Linked DNA regions of Homo sapiens: all the other regions are linked to region 1. Evidence: chromatin loops called from intact Hi-C (ENCODE). Cell type or tissue: mammary epithelial cell. All regions are shown on one strand. Each heading gives the region's core, and the rest is flanking DNA. Links, peaks and the distances in the headings are about the cores only.

Evidence for each region. A loop is a pair of places that touch in the nucleus more often than their neighbours do. Peaks named below come from ENCODE experiments on the same cell type or tissue, not always from the same donor. Only the 100,000 strongest peaks of a DNase experiment are listed, where the experiment ranks them.
Region 2: it touches region 1 in a loop (5-fold over the local background); 7 of 110 quality-filtered maps call a loop at or near these places.
Region 3: a loop joins it to region 1, with 6 times the contacts of the local background. A loop is called at or near these places in 6 of 110 quality-filtered maps.

Annotation. Positions count from the first base shown.
Region 1 is chr3:189,265,830-189,273,797 of GRCh38, reverse strand. All of the region lies in intron 4 of TPRG1 (tumor protein p63 regulated 1), which reads right to left. Among named protein-coding and RNA genes, the nearest start is that of TPRG1-AS2, 29 kb to the right of the region's middle. RefSeq lists an enhancer at 674-863. In mammary epithelial cell, for the core only: CTCF peaks have their summits at 3,381 and 5,270 (motif pointing left); DNase peaks (open chromatin) are centred at 3,327 and 5,497; H3K27ac peaks cover 2,283 bases.
Region 2 is chr3:189,650,389-189,654,388 of GRCh38, reverse strand. The region is part of intron 1 of TP63 (tumor protein p63); the gene reads right to left. Among named protein-coding and RNA genes, the nearest start is that of TP63, 21 kb to the right of the region's middle. In mammary epithelial cell, for the core only: no CTCF peak of the experiment used is centred there; no DNase peak of the experiment used is centred there.
Region 3 is chr3:189,790,785-189,794,784 of GRCh38, reverse strand. The region is part of intron 3 of TP63 (tumor protein p63); the gene reads right to left. Among named protein-coding and RNA genes, the nearest start is that of MIR944, 37 kb to the left of the region's middle. In mammary epithelial cell, for the core only: a CTCF peak has its summit at 3,921; DNase peaks (open chromatin) are centred at 2,034 and 2,434; H3K4me3 peaks cover 3,206 bases; H3K27ac peaks cover 3,295 bases.

The DNA.
Region 1 (7,968 bases), core at 1,663-5,662:
GGCCTATGGCTTGGAAGAGGGGTAGAGTGAGACATGAGAAAGCCCAGACACAGGGAGAATAAAGCACTGATTTTCAACTCCAGGCCAACCAGGGATGAGGAGAAATAAAGGAGGAAATACTGGGCCAGAGCTATCAAATGAGTGCATTCACTGCTTTTTTGGAAATTCCAAAGACTAAATAACATGACAGGATGCTATTTGCATTCTCTACTATGGCTAATAAATTAAACTTGTCCAATGTTACGTAGGGACAATATCAGCAAAACTGGGATTAGAACTCAAGTTTCCTGAGTCTACAACTTCCTGTCACACTGCCTGTCGCATACTCTAAGCACAGTTAGCCTAGTGAGGATGGGAATGAAGGACATAAAAACTTTTGATTTTCAAACTCTCTGCAGTATTTTCCCTGCCTCCTCATCTGAGTGAGGTGCATTTCTCTGCATGGCCACAGTTTTCCATGTTTAACTCCAGCAGCACTTGCCACATCATACTGGAATTGAGATTTTACTTTTCTACCTCTCCAGCCATACAGTAAGCCCTTAAAAAGAAAAATGTTAGCTCTGGAGTGTTTGACAAGTAATAGGAAGTAAATAGTAGTTGAATTAATAAATAGATTCTTGATTCTGTATAGCTACAGAATAAAATACTAGGACCAACAAGTGACAGCTTCAAGAGGAGCTGATTAGAGGAGCTGATTTTCCCTCAACACATTCTAACTAGATTCTACCAGAGTCAGAGAGGCCGAGCAGGAAGCAGTGGATTCTCTTTCACCAGAAGCCTTCAGAGGCTGGATAACCACTTGTCAGGATCACTGGAGAGAAAATGCCTGCTTTGGATGGTCTACTCTTTAGTAATCTATGGCTATTCCATTACAGACCCCAGACCCCATCAGAAATAGAAGAGTCTCTAGCACCACCTTTCTGTAGCTTGGAGTACTTTATAAATGTCTATCCTTGTCTGAGCTGCCTAGTGGACCTACTGATCCTATTTAGTATTGAGCCTTTGTAGAAAAGAAAGAGAGGGAAGGAAGGAAGGAAGGAAGGAACGAAGGAAGGAAGGAAGGAAGGAAGGAAGGAAGGAAGGAGAAAGAAAGAAAGAAAGAGAAAGAAAGAAAGGAAAGAAAGGAAGGAAGAAAGAAACGAAGGAAGGAAAGAGAGAGAGAGAAAGATAAAGAAAGAAAGAAGAGAAGAGAAGAGACTTGGCAGAAGAAGTCTGTGGTTGGGAAGTCAGCTTAATCTTCTACTACTGAGCTGATTTGAAGAACGAGACTTGCCCAGATTTCCTGAGAAGCACTTTACAGACACAATAAGCAACAGTCTCGATGTATATTAGTAGGAAAAAAAAATACACACAAATTAAATCTGAAAGCTCATCAGAAACTTATAGCTCACCTGAACTATCATACTGAGGCCTCAAAAGGAAACTCATCTAGAATCACACAGCCAGTCCTGGCAGAGTTGGCACAAAATTCTGCTGATTACAAGGCCAGAATTCTTTTCATTACCCAATGCTGTGAAGCCCACTATAATATAACACTTAATTATACAGGTTCAGGAATACAAGTCAAAGCAGATCCCAAATATAATAATAGATGCTTGCATTACATATGGGAAAAGCATGCTATAACATGGTTAAACGATGACATGAATAAATTATAAAGGGATTGATTGCACTGTGTTTTTCCCATCAAGAACTAAGTTGTACTCCTATATCATGTGGGACATCTGTGCTGTAAACTATAAAACACATGATTTCATTAGAATCCAAAACAAATGGATTGGGGCATCAGCGCGTATAGGAAAGGCAGAGTGCACAAACACCACATTAGGCTTTTCGATATACCCACTCTTTTAGACTGACCAGATACCAAGCAAAGTAGTTGCTTTTTATCTCTATTTTTACAGATGAGATCGGACTTAGAGCTACGGAGAAGTTAACATGTCATCATACCACAAGTACACAAGTAAATGAGAATCGGGATTCAAATCCACACTTGTTTGGTTCCCAAGCACATGCTTTTCCCCAAAAGATCAGGATACCTCAGTCGTCCATGTCTCTGTAAATGTGTTTAACTTTACATAAGTCACTTTCCCTCTTTGGGTCTTAGAAACTCTCTAAGGTCTTTTCTAGTTCTAGAAGTTCCTCTGATGCAAATATTCAAGACTTGAGAAGAAGTTCTTGTGTAAATTCTATCCAAAAATAAACAATGTAAAACTTACGCATGCACAATACCCAAAATATCTAGATTACTTTCTTTTCTATTTTCTGCTATGGCACATTTATCAAGATTTGTCTGAATGTTGGCACCCACTGAGGGCCTTCAGTAAAGAAACAACATATTCACAGTTCCTTTATGTGCATGTGGGCAAGCTTAAGTTAGACATATACTATATGCAAGACTCTGCAAACAGCTGCAGATGAGACAGGCATCATCATAAACACAGGCAGGAGTCAACTAGTGCTGACAGACAAAGGCCATCATGTGAATAGAGGCCATCTCAACTCTGCACTCAGGTGGGCTGTTTCTCTACCTTTGAGCCAACTGATTTTATAAGATTGCCCATGTATTCGTCTAAAGCAACCCATCCCTTCAAGGCACTGTGTTACAGTAGAAAACGCCCTACCTCACCTAGGAATAAAGAAACCCAGCTCTACCGTCATTTCCCAAGGACTTTAGTAAAGTGACTTCACATTCTAGTGGGCCTCAGTTTCTTCCTTTTTAAAATCAAAAGTCAACCACTCTCCTGCCTTCACTATGAAAGTGTGTGTGTGTTTGTGTGTGTACCCAATCAAATAATGAGCAAGCAAAGCCCTTGCAGATTCCAGGATGCTAACGTATCATGAGCATAAAAATAGAAATGAGATTTAGATTTTTGCTGCTGGCTTTATTATTATTATTATCATTATTTTGAGTAGTCTCATGGTAGGAAAAAACATGTTTCAATGTCATACGGATCTGTGTTTCATCTCAGGTAAAGCACTGGCTAGCTTTGTGGCCTTCAGGATGTTTGTTAATCTTTCTCTGCTTCAGTTTCCTCAGCTGCAAATGGACATAATGGCACCCGATAGTGATGATATTTGAAGTCACAATGACATATTTAAAGAGCCGAATACAGTGTCTCATCCACAGTGGCTATTTAATGCATTGTAGTGGCTACTGTATTAACCACTTTTTTCACATGGCCAGTGACAAACAGTGGGAAAGAAAGGATCTCCCTGCCTGCCAACCCTAGCCCTACCAGCCATTCCAGCTGCATGCCTCACTGGCGTGGGGACCTGGGCTCCACATTCAGTGCTGACTGAGCCTGGGAACACTGCAGCCTCCAGCACTGCCATTCTGAGGTTCCACAGTCTACCACTGGAGCACTTCTGCTGCCACCCAGCAACTGCCCAAGGGAACTGCATGGATTTCAGACAAGTAGAATGTATTTGAAATCTCAGAAGCAATTTGAAAGCCTTTTCCTCATCCACAACAATTTACAAAGGCATGAGGAGTTCAATGCCGGGATGAGATCTAATTCAAAATTCCTGACACGGATATCCAGGCATGTTCCCTCCAATATGGTATAATTTCTGTAAAACCACCTGGACCTTTTTTTTTTTTCTCTCTTCAGCATGTTATTATTATTTTTCTTAAAAGTAGCCAGAAAGCAATTTTAAATTATCAAATTTTATTTCTGAAGATCGGACTTTGAACAACATAGCTAGTTTGTGCTCTCGTTACTCTACAGACAAAAAAGAAGAAGAAGAAGAAGAAGAAGAAGAAGAAGAAGAAGAAGATCCAGAGAAGAGAAAAGATAGCCAACGTCAGGGAGCCTGTTTATGAAAAGTCAAAACTCTATATCTACTCAACCAATGCTCCATTTCCTCCATGTTTCCACAGAGCATGTTCCTTTTTCCTGGTGACATAAAAAGAACAAAACCAAAAAATGCTAGAATTTGTAAATTTAGGTCAATGAAAAAACTCCTTAGCTGTTTACCCATCTTTAAGTCTTACTCTCAGCTTTGCCATGGAATTCTTGACCACAGTCCCCTAAGACCACTGTAAAATGAGGGAGATTAAAGCAAACGCTGAAAAATCCCTTGTAGCTCCAAAAGCTTGTATTTCTTCTCACCTACTTTTATTTCTTGAATTATATTTATAGCATCTTGGAAGGCTCTAAACACATCATAATTAACAGGGTTTTTTTTTCTGCAATGAATCAGAAGAAACAAATCCTCTGCCAAGTATCCCCAGCACACATGCCATTCCTCCAGATGAGTTCTCAGGAAATACACCCTGCACAGCTCCGGGACTCAATACAATTTCTTGAACATGCCTCTTCTCACTTGTATTTAAACTGGCGCACCTAAGTAAGGTCTCCCCTCTATGAAGTGATCCACATCAGCAAATATTATTACAACTCCTAATGCAAAAGGATTCAAAAAGTGAAAAACGAAAACAAAATAATATATGGCTGGTGATTAAAAGAAGATTTAGAAAATCATGGAGACAGAGAGTCACAGTTTACGACCTTGAGACCACACATTGTTATGGAAAATGTATGTTTAGGATGGATTTTTACTGGAGTACCCAAAACATTGAACTTTCACCAAGAAAGTTAGTGATAGTCTTTTCTGCTTATGTTTTGCCTTGTGCCTTTTTTTTCTGTGTGCTTTAGCTCTTGTTTTGTTCTTTTTTAAAAAGAAAAAAAGAAAAAAAAAAACCTCAGGATGTTAACTCTTGTATTTCTAAAGACAGATGATGCCCAAAGAGTTAGAAATTTAATTGTTGAGTCTTAATATCCCATTTTCTGGAGGAAAATGTATGAAATAAGAGGGTTCTCGTCATAGAGAAAATACACATGCTAAATTGACAAGGCTTGAAAAGCCAACATTCAATGTTCACAAGTAGCGAGAACAAAGAGCACCCTAAAGCCTGAAAGATCCAAAGTCTCTAGCTTCCTAGATTCTGTACTCGGTGCTTCAGGTTCCAGAAAAGATTCAGCTCTTTTTTGGAGAACTGATTCCTTCCTTTCATAAAAGCCAAATCTCTGACATACATTCCATCTGCGTTTCAGGATCTTGCTATTACGACGCTAAAGACTAGGAGCCCTTCCCTAGAAGAAATGCAACATCTCTAGCATTGATGAGCTTTCTTGTCATTCAGAGATACAAACTATTATAGAACCTCAAAGTGGGTGCCATCACACTAAATGTATCATAGTGAGTACAGGATAAATTTTGGCGCCCTTCTCAGGCATTCCCCAGCAGGGATGGGATCCTGCCCTCTGCAGGAATTCTTAGGCAACAACTTCCTAAGGAGGTATTTCTCATTTAAATATAACCTCCTGGCAACCAAATATTTATCTGGAAGAAATGGGGAGTGGCCCTGTCCAATCAGGCACCTGGGTTCAGTCCATTACTCAAAAATAACAGGATTGTGGTATTTGGGGAACGCCTCCCCACGGAGATTTGCCAAGAAATAGCTCAGCAATCCCCCATCAGCCACCCATCCTTGTCAACATGCCTCCCTGGGCATTAGAGTGAGTGGACAGCACCGCACCCAAAAATCAAACCCCGGGCATTCTTGGCACAGATACCCAAAGGCGAAGTCAAGAGTGTACATGACAAAATCCTCGCCTGCTGCCCTGTTCATCACAGCATGTGATGTAACTTGATCCTTGCTGAGGATGGTAAGTCCATAAGCTCCAAGGCAATTCTCTTTTCAGAATTTATCTCCATCCAAGTGACTTCCCTCCATTGAATTCCAAGACCATTAATCAGTATTGTCCACAAGAGGGTGATATTCAGAATCTTATATGTAACCTCTCATTTCCACACCAAGATCAGGCATCCAACACCTTTTACCAGGACTGACTCCAAGACCTGATCACACTTTTCTCAGTGCTCCAATTCATCCCACATACCGCTCCCTGTTCTAATCATTTACTCACCATTCACATACAGCAATGTGCCTGCCATATACTAATGTTGTGCTATAGGCTATAAGGACACAAAGATAAGCCTTCATGCTCTGAAATCTTTATGATGTCAGTTGGTCAATCAAAATAAATAAAACCTCCTATCTTACCATTCAACACTGTCCATGAGCATGTTCTCCTCTCTTCCACTACTGTCTCTATTTTCCAGTCACCCAGGAGACTAGTCATGATTACTTAAACAACTTTTCACACTTTCATATCATTCTTTTTGTCATACTCTTCCTCCAGTTTATGAGCCACTTTATAACTCTCTACCAAAATTCTTCATTCTGTTGTCTCTTTAGCAACAGTTCCCACCACTAAAAACGATTGCCTTGTCTATGCTCTCACAATATGTTGCTTACATCTTTATTTTGGGCTTTGTCAGATTATGCTTTATATGAAAATTAGTTTTCTATATATTTACCCTCTTAGTTCCCAATTAGATCTCAAGCTATTTGAGGGCAAGGCCAATGTATAAAGTCATGCATCACTTAACAAAAGAAATACATCTTAGAAATATGTCATTAGGCTATTTTGTCAAGGCTACTTTTGGACACCCTACACAAGGCTAGATGGTATAGCCTACTACAAACCTAGGCTATATGGTATAGAGTATATTGCTCCTATGCTATAAACATGTAACAGCATGTTACTGTACTGAATATTGAAGTCAATTATAACACAGTGGTAAGTTTTTGTATATCTAAATACATCTAAACATAGGGTACAGTAAAATATGATATAATTTTGTGGGACTGCCATCATATATGTGGTCTGTGACCAAAACTTTGTGTGATACATAACTGTATTTTATCTCTCTTTCCCTATAGAGACAACTAGACCATTGTCCTCCATTTGTTGAATCACCAAATTAAAACTATCTCAACTTAACCTTTCCAAGATCTGGGTGCAGCAATATCCAAGTTAGCATAAAGGGGAAAAAAAAAACACAAGGAAAATGCATAATGACGGTAACTATATGAAATAGCTGAAACAACTTTGTAACTAGAAAGATCAAGGAATATCAATTACCTAATATTCTTAGTTATAAGTTATGCTTTGCTCTAAAACCAGCTTCTGATGGTCAATAATAATACAAAATATAACCATAGGTGTTTTAGGGAGCCATTTATGGGGTTTAAGGTCACTGTTTTGTATACTTGCAGAGTCATCCCATCTTATACATGCCTTCAGCTTGGCCTGAATTGTGAGATACCATCTTGTTCCTATGAGCATTTTCACATGTGCTTTCTTGATCACAAAAACGGATCTCCTGTCTCCCATTATTAAGGCTTTGGCTCTCTTACACCAACTCATCATGTCCCTATTCCCACCAGAAAACTGGCTCCAGCTCTCCGTTAGTTTGTCACAGAGTAACAGGCCTTGAGTTGAGTGAATGATGAACACTCCTTTTCTGTTGAACTTACAGTACAGACTGTAGTTCTGACTGCCCCACTCTGACTCACTAGCTTCTCAGGATATAGCTGCCTATTAACATTTTGTAACACCTTAAATAATACACATAGAGGAACTGACATCTTCCTAATAAAAGCAAAGCAAAGCAAATTGGAAAGTAAAAGGAAGCTAATACATTTGGAACACCTATGGCAGTCACCAGTTTGGCACTTCTCATGTGTTCTCATTTAATCCCACAACTCCGTGGGGTAGATATTAATTCTATTTTACAAATTAGTATATGAGCCTCCAAATAATTCGGTAGCAAAGCCATTAAGTGACAAGTCTGGGATTGGAACCATGGCCCGTGGACTTCTAAACAACATGAACATTACACCAAATGAAACTGCAACCCTTATCATTCTCGGTCTTTGGGAGTTGGCAGGAACCCTTCTCCTATTCAATGGAGGTACTAGTTAGGACTAGGTTTGGCTGCAAATAAAATAAAAGTCCCATCTAATGATGAACTGCGCATCTCTTGTCTTGGTAGAAGAAGGCCAAATGTGAACAGTACAGGAGTGGAAGGCAGCTCCACAAAGTCACTAGA
Region 2 (4,000 bases), core at 1-4,000, 380 kb before region 1:
GGTTTTCTTGTCCTATAGCCTGTGGAAGAAAATGGATTTTTTCACATACATTTCAGTTTAATAATCTATATATTTTTTTCATTCTGCCATGAGTCCTGCCATTTTGATTATTTGTAATGATTGCAATTTTTCTTTTTTTTTTTTACAAAAGGCTTGGTATTAACATTCTTTTACTTAAATGTTTGTTTCAAATGTTTAGTGGGATACTTCAACTGGTTTTGTCTTTAAGACATTTTACTGGCAAATGAGATACATGTTTTCTCAGCTTAGGCTAATAAGTACAAACTTGTCTCACAAATAAATGGGAGACTAGGTATACAGTATTTACTGAGAATAACATAAATGCATGAAGAGAGAGGTTCTAGTCATTATTTGAATCTTTAAATCTCTTCAGCCATAGTGGAAGATGAATTGAAATTCAATTATTTCTCCCCTAAGCACTTAGGACCCCATGAAACACTCAAGATGCTTCTCTCTAACACTGGTTTGGTGCTAAGATAACAAACAGTAAGAAATCTGTTTAGATTTAATCCCTTAAACATATAAAGATTATGGAAAACTAGACAAGCACCTTTATTATAAGTTAAATATGGTTTGTGAGAAAAGCTTTAAGAAAATTAAATACTGACTGAATCTTTGGTTAACAATTGCAGTTTATGAAAGATTGAGTGCCATATATTCACAAAGGTCTAGTTTTAGGTTGACTCAACTGACACATGAGGAAAATTAGTTTAAGTAGAGTAATTTAAAACAAAAAGCAAAAGCAGGTACTAAAATTTGAAAAGAGACTGCACTTGTTTTGGTACAACCAGCTGAAATTAGCAGATAAGTCTACTTAGTAGAAATCTAGGAAAATTACATAACATAGTTTATAATTGTGACATATAATGGTTACAACATAGAAACTGAGAAATAAGATTGATTGTCCTCATGAGTGAAAAATATATAAACACTGGATCTGATTGACAAAGTCATCAAACAGATGGATTAATTTCAGGTTAAAAATAGAATGAAACCTATCAAATATATTAACATATCTAAAGTACAAATGTGCTAGTCAGGCTGTTGAAGGATGTTTTGGTCTTTGGTCAGTGTCGAGAAACCACAAGAGAGAAAGAGATATCCTGACTCTAGGTTCTCCCACTCTGTCCTGGCATATGTATGTTCTGGACCAAGAACATGAGTAACTATATGGTCCTTTTAATAGGTATATCTTTATGGAATTAGCTATAGGTAGATGGATGAATCATGCTATTAAATTCTCCATTTATTTCCTATTTTCTGCGATGCCATACTTATCTGGCAACATTCTGGACCTAATTTTCTGTCCTCTATATCTATAGAAAAAGAACATGCTGATTATATTAGTCCATTATCACACTGTTAATAAAGACATGCCTGAGACTGAATAATTTATAAAGGAAAGAGGTTTAATTGACTCAGTTCCACATGGCTGGGAGTCCTCAGGAAACTTACAGTCATGGCAGTAGGAGAAGCAAACATATCTTTCTTCACATGGTGACAGGAAGGAGAAGAATGAGCGCCCAGCAAAGTGGCAAACCCTTTATAAAACCATCAGATCTCATGAAAACAAACTCACTATCATGAGAACAGGATGGGGGAAACTGCTCCCATGATTCAATTATCTCCACCTGATCCCTCCCATGACACGTGGGGATTATGGGAACTAAAATTCAAGATGACATTTGAGTAGGGACACAGCCAAACCATATCATTCTGCACTGTGCCCCTCCAAAATCTCATGTTCTTACAATTCAAAACACAATCATGACTTTTCAACAGTCCTCCAAAGTCTTAACTCATTCTAGCATTAACCCAAAAGTCCAAGCCCAAAGTCTCATCTGAGACAAGGCAAGTCCCTTCTGCCTATGAGCCTGTAAAATTAAAAGCAAGCTAGTTACTTCCTAGATACAATAAGGGTACAGGCATTGGGTAAATACACCCATTTCAAATGGGAGAAATTGGCCAAAACAATGGAGCTATAGGCCCCATGCAAGGTTGAAATCCAACAGGGCAGTCCTTAAATCTGAAAGTTCCAAAATGATCTCCTTGACTTTATGTCTCACATCCAGGACACGCTGATACAAGAGGTGGGCTCCCATGGATTTGGACAGCTCCACCTTGTGGCTTTGCAGGGTACAGCCCCCCTCCTGGCTGCCTTCATGGTTGGGGTTGAGTGTCTGTGGTTTATCTAGGTGCACTATGCAAGCTGTAAGTAGATCTACCATTTTGGGTCCTCCTCTCACAGCTCCACTAGGCAGTGGCCCAGTGAAGATGTTGTGTGGGAGCTCCAACCCCACATTTCCCTTCCACTCTGCCAGAGGTTCTCCATGAGGCTCTACTCCTGCAGCAAACTTCTGCTCGGACATCCAGGCGTTTCCACACGTCCTCTTAAATCTAGGTGGAGGTTCCCAAACCCTAATTCTTGTCTTATGAGCACCAACAGGACCAACAACATGTGGAAGCTGCCAAAGCTTGGAGCTTGCACCCTCTGAAGCAATAGCCTTAGCTGTACCTTTTCCCCTTTTAGCCACAGCTGGAGCTGAAGCATCTGGGACGCAGAGCACCATGTCCCGAGGCTGCACAGAGCAGGGGGCCCTGGACTCAGCCCAGGAAACCATTTTTTCCCTCCTAGGCCTCCCAGCCCATGATGCAAGGGGCTGCTGTGAATGTCTCTGATGTGCCCTGGAGACATTTTCCCCATTGTTTCAGTGATTAACATTCGGCTCCTCGTTACTTATGCAAATTTCTGCAGCCAGCTTGGGCCTGAATTTCTCCCCCCAAAATGGGTTTTTCTTTGCTTTACTTTTTTTTTTTTTTTTGATATGGAATCTCACTCTGTTGCCCAGGCTGAAATGCAGTGGAATAATCTCAGCTCACTGCAACCTCTGCCTCCTGGGTTCAACCGATTCTCCTGATTCAGCCTCCTAAGTAGCTGAGATTACAAGCTTCTGCCACCATGCCCAGCTAATTTTCGTATTTTTAGAAGAGATTGGATTTCACCATGTTGGCCAGGCTGGTCTTGAACTCCTGACCTCAAGTTATCCACCTGCCTTGGCCTCCCAAAGTGCTGGGATTACAGGTGTGAGCCACTGCACCTGGCTCTGCCAGGTTTTTCTTTTCTATTACATCACCAGGCTGCAAATTTTCTAAACTTTTATGTTCTGCTTCCTCTTGGACACTTTGCCAGTTAGAAATTTCTTCTGCTAGATACCCTAAATAATCTCTCTCAAGTTCAATGTCACACAGATCTCTAGGGCAGGGCAAAATGCTGCCAGTCTCTTTGCTAAAGCAAAGCAAGAGTCACTTCTATTACAGTTCCTAACAAGTTCCTCATCTCTATCTAAGACCACCTCAGCCTGGACTTCACTGTCCATATCACTATCAGCATTTTGGTCAAAGCCATTCAACAAGTCTCCAGAAAGTTCCAAACCTTCCCACATCTTCCTGTCTTCTGAGCCCTCCGGATCTCTAGGAAGTTCCAAACTTTCTCCCATTTTCCTGTCTTCGTCTGAGTCCTCCAAACTGTTCCAGCCTCTGCCTGTTACCCAGCTCCAAAGTCGCTTCCACATTTTTGGCTATCCTAATAGCAGCACCCCACTTCTGGTTTCAATTTAGTGTACTTGTCTATTCTCACATTGCTAATAAAGACATACCTGAGATTTGGTTAATTTATAAAGGAAATAGTTTTAATTGACTCACAGTTCAGCATGGCTGGGGAGGCCTTTGGACTCTTACAATCATGGCAGAATGGGAAGCAAATGCATCCTTCTTCACATGGTGGCAGGAAGGAGAAGAAAGAGTGTCCAGTGAAGTGGGAAGCCCCTTATAAAACCATCAGATCTCATAAGAACTCACTATCATGAGAACAGGATGGGGGAAACTGCCCCCATGATTCAATCTTCTCCACCTGGTTCATCTCATAACAGATGGGGATTATGGGAACTACAATTCAAGATGAGATTTGGGGCGGGGGACA
Region 3 (4,000 bases), core at 1-4,000, 520 kb before region 1:
GCCATTTATTCTCCCTGTGCTCTCTAGTAGAGCTCCAATTACACAATTACACCATTCTTCTGTTCGAAATCCTTCCATGGCTTTTCATTGTCACTATGATAAATGTACTCTCCTCTCAGTGTTATGGTCATCTCTGAGCCACTCTATCTTGCATTTCCAACTTTATTTCCTGATCGTCTCATAATTTCAATTGCATTTGAACTATTTGATGCTTCTGAGTGTACCAGCATTCACTCCTCACCCCCCTTCCCTTTGCTGATGCTTATTTCTTCACCTAAAATCCTCATTCCTTCTTATATTTCTAGAACTTGGAAATTTCCATCTGTCCTTCCAAGTGCAGCTTCATCTTACATATGCATATAGACTTTCTTGATCTTCCTACATCATGGACTCTCTTTCCCTTTGATGCTTTATATTATCTTGCTCACACACTTAAAATCTCTCCTGTATTATAATTGCATGCATACTTAGCTCATTCCCCCAAAGAACTATAAACTTCTTAGTGTAGGAATTATTTCTTAATTATTTTTAGATCCTATATACCATTTTACATATAATTGATGCTCAGTAAACATTTTTTTAAGAGTCAGTCAGTTCTTCTTCTAACCTGTTTCTCTTTCTCAATACTACTTTTCATGAATATTGTCAACATAGAACTTAATCAAAAAGTATAAGTAAAAATTATAAAATGTTTAGAGTGGTGGCCCATTAATAAGCCACATTTCACTATTTTCTTGGGCCCACAAATTGTGTCCTTAAGATTAGGAATAAGATTTAAAACTTAACTTTTGAATCAAATGTTTCACCTTGACACTTGAATCCATGCTCTTCCAGACCCAAAATGTAGTACTCTATTGGATACCATTTGTAGGTTCCACTAAATTGGCACTGGACAATAATGCTATATTAGTCAACTGACATTTTCCTCAACATACATCTAAAGAAAATTGAGCGCCCACTTGGGTTTAACAATTTTTTATCTTCAAAATAGTAAAACTTATAAATTATGGAAATCATCAAGTTGTTTTTCACAGAAGTATCTTTTTGTTACCTGTATTCATTCTATTTGTTGACATAAAACAATTAGAAATTTAAAAATATTCAAGGGGAGAGAAAAGTTATACTAGGAAGGAAGGATTTTTACCTGTGCCCCTCTATTCTACCAGCTCAGATTCCACCCAGAGCAATCATATGCACATCAAAGAAAACCAGGGTGTATTTGTGGTAACATATTTCTCAACTGTTTGATCCAAATCCCTTTTTAAAATCTCATGACATTAGATATATACTCCCTTTATAGCAGAACGCAGAATCTAAATTCTGTCCATAGTCATTGAGGAATGTTTTAGCAACTTTGCATTCAGAAAATGTACGTATAATGAAAAAGAAACCAATATTTTTTTGGTTGCTCTAGAAAATGTAGACATCCATTGATGCTTTCTGCTGTACGTGTGACATGCTGTTGAGAATCACTGCTCTTCTAAAAAGCAAACCAAACCAAACACGGTTTTCCTTATCGAGGTAAAGGATAAGTGATTTATTGTCTCAAAATCTTTTTTTTTCCAGTAGTAGTGAAGGAAGGTATGATCTGTGATCTGTGATCTAAGATGTCTTTCTCCTAGTTCCCTCTGGGCTCGAGGACAACCAACTGTAAAACAAGTAGTGCAATCTATGGCAACAGCATGGAGTGAGGAATACGACCTGGCTGACACTAATTAAAAATGCAGCTTCTGCTTCTCACCCACTGTGCTTTTTCCTATGATGCTAACTAGCTCAGAAGTACAACATGGGACAGCTTAATACATTTATTAACTATCAATAGAAAACTCACACCCATATCTTTTAAATGGTTGAGTCAGTAGAAATAGTACTAGGACAGGACAGATTTTTTTCCCTAGACCAAGCAGACAAAGAAGTCAATTAAGTGAGAATGACCTGGACTACAGGGAGTTTACACTGCTGTCTCCACACTTTTTTTCTTGCATTCAACTGGCTTTGTACAACTGTTCTTCATGGAAACTGTTTTGGAGCATCTACTATGAATCATCCCATCTCTCCTTGGTATTAAAAAGAAAGTGGCTGAGTAAAGGGAACACGATCGTATACATATAGCTCTCTCAACTACAGAAAGAAAAATCATTAACCCTGATTTGTAAAATGAGGTGTTTCCATATATGAACCTTGATTTCCCATTTAGTTCGAAAATACTGTAACCCATTTACCAAAGTGTCTTTCCTTCATCATCTAAAACCCCGGATGAGGAATTTTAGTAAATATCTCTTTCTAAGAAGGAGTTTGAGATCCTCCCCACTCACACACATACACACTTACACCACACACACAGCCCAGTTTTGTTTTGTTTTGTTTTGCCAGAAAGTTGAAGTTAAAACTTGATCTGTGAAGAAGTTCCTTTATTTTGACCCTCTCTATCTCCAAGTCTGAGACCATTCCCAGAGGCTCTGTCTTTCCTAGTCTGGCACTGGGGAGTGGAGCTTGCTTGCGGCCTCTCCGCTGTACCCAAGGGTAGAGCCTTCAGCCTTGCCTGTTATATCCTGCTTGTGTTCTCCTCCCTTCCGGACCATTTCCTGTTAATTAGCAGCTCCCCCAAATCCAAATCTGCTAAGGGTTGGGGAAGAATTCAAAAGTTGTGGGAAAAGGAATAGAGAAGGAACAGTGTTCTTATATAGTTTTTGAGTTATCAACTCAAAGAAATTGCTAGCAAATTAAACTATAAATTTATTTGAAGTCAAAGAATGGATTATAGTTTTTAAATAATTTTCACTCTTACAGGGAGTTTTATGCCTTTTTCATTTTTAATCTACCCAATGTTTAACAATTCTTGTGTAATAATAGTAGATTGCTTTTTCTGTATTGACAGTTACTAATAAACATAAATCCCTATACATTATAACTTTTATATTAAATTCATGGTTCTCAGAGCCATGTGGTGCCAGGCATTTCATATACTCAGATGTAGCACTGAATTTTAACAGAGGACTAGATATGAAAGCATAATCCTGTACAGAAAGAAAGTTGTTCGTACGTAATAGAATGGAAGTCAAGCCATGAAATTATAACCTAATACATGCACTGGTGGAAGGATATGAAAGTCATGCAGGCAACATGCAAAAAGACATAGAAAGGTAGGGAAGTGCAGCCATGTTTTTTACAGATATTTTTTGTCGACCTTAGCAGCATTCCAATAGAAAACAGACAAGGGATGCCTTTTGTAGCTCTTGATTACATATTTACCTAGAGTTGTGAAAAACTAAAACCTGTGTATAAAACTATTTTCTTTCATAAGCATGCCATATTCTCACATACAATATGACTCTTTTGCCTCCATAAAAGGAAATAATTTCTACAAATATCCTCTAATCACAACATTAATGCAATTGCTTTCTTTCACGACATTATATTTAACCTAAAATTAATCATTTCTTGCCACTTTACATCAACCTTGTGCTTCACTTAGAGATATCAATGAACAGACTTTTGCTTCTCCCATTTGACTTACAAGATCCTAGGCGGCTTATAAATACTGTGTGTGAAATAGTTCATGAATAAAGACAAACAAACTCAGGTATGACATGATGGACAGATCATTTTCTGAATGATTAAAACTGGACAAAATTGGATCCAATAGAATCAAGAAGATCTTAAAAGCTAATCCTATTTAAAAACAAATTGGTAACATTTTAAGCTAACTTTCAATATAACTGCAAAACAAGAAACTCAAGTTTCTCTACTGAGGACAAGCAAGCCTGCTTGAATGTTTTAAAGAAAAATAGGCACTTCCTTTTCCTTCTTTAGATAACTCGATATTTCCCCTGTTGTATTTACACAGTTCAGGAGTCTAGACAATAGCGTGGTCAATACGATAGCACAGGCCCTGCTTCGCAGCCCTCTGCTCTACTCTTCCTCTTGCGGTCTGCACCGGAATACTATGCATTTTGTTTTGATTTTTAAGGAGCTCAATTTGAGTACTCTAGTCCACTTT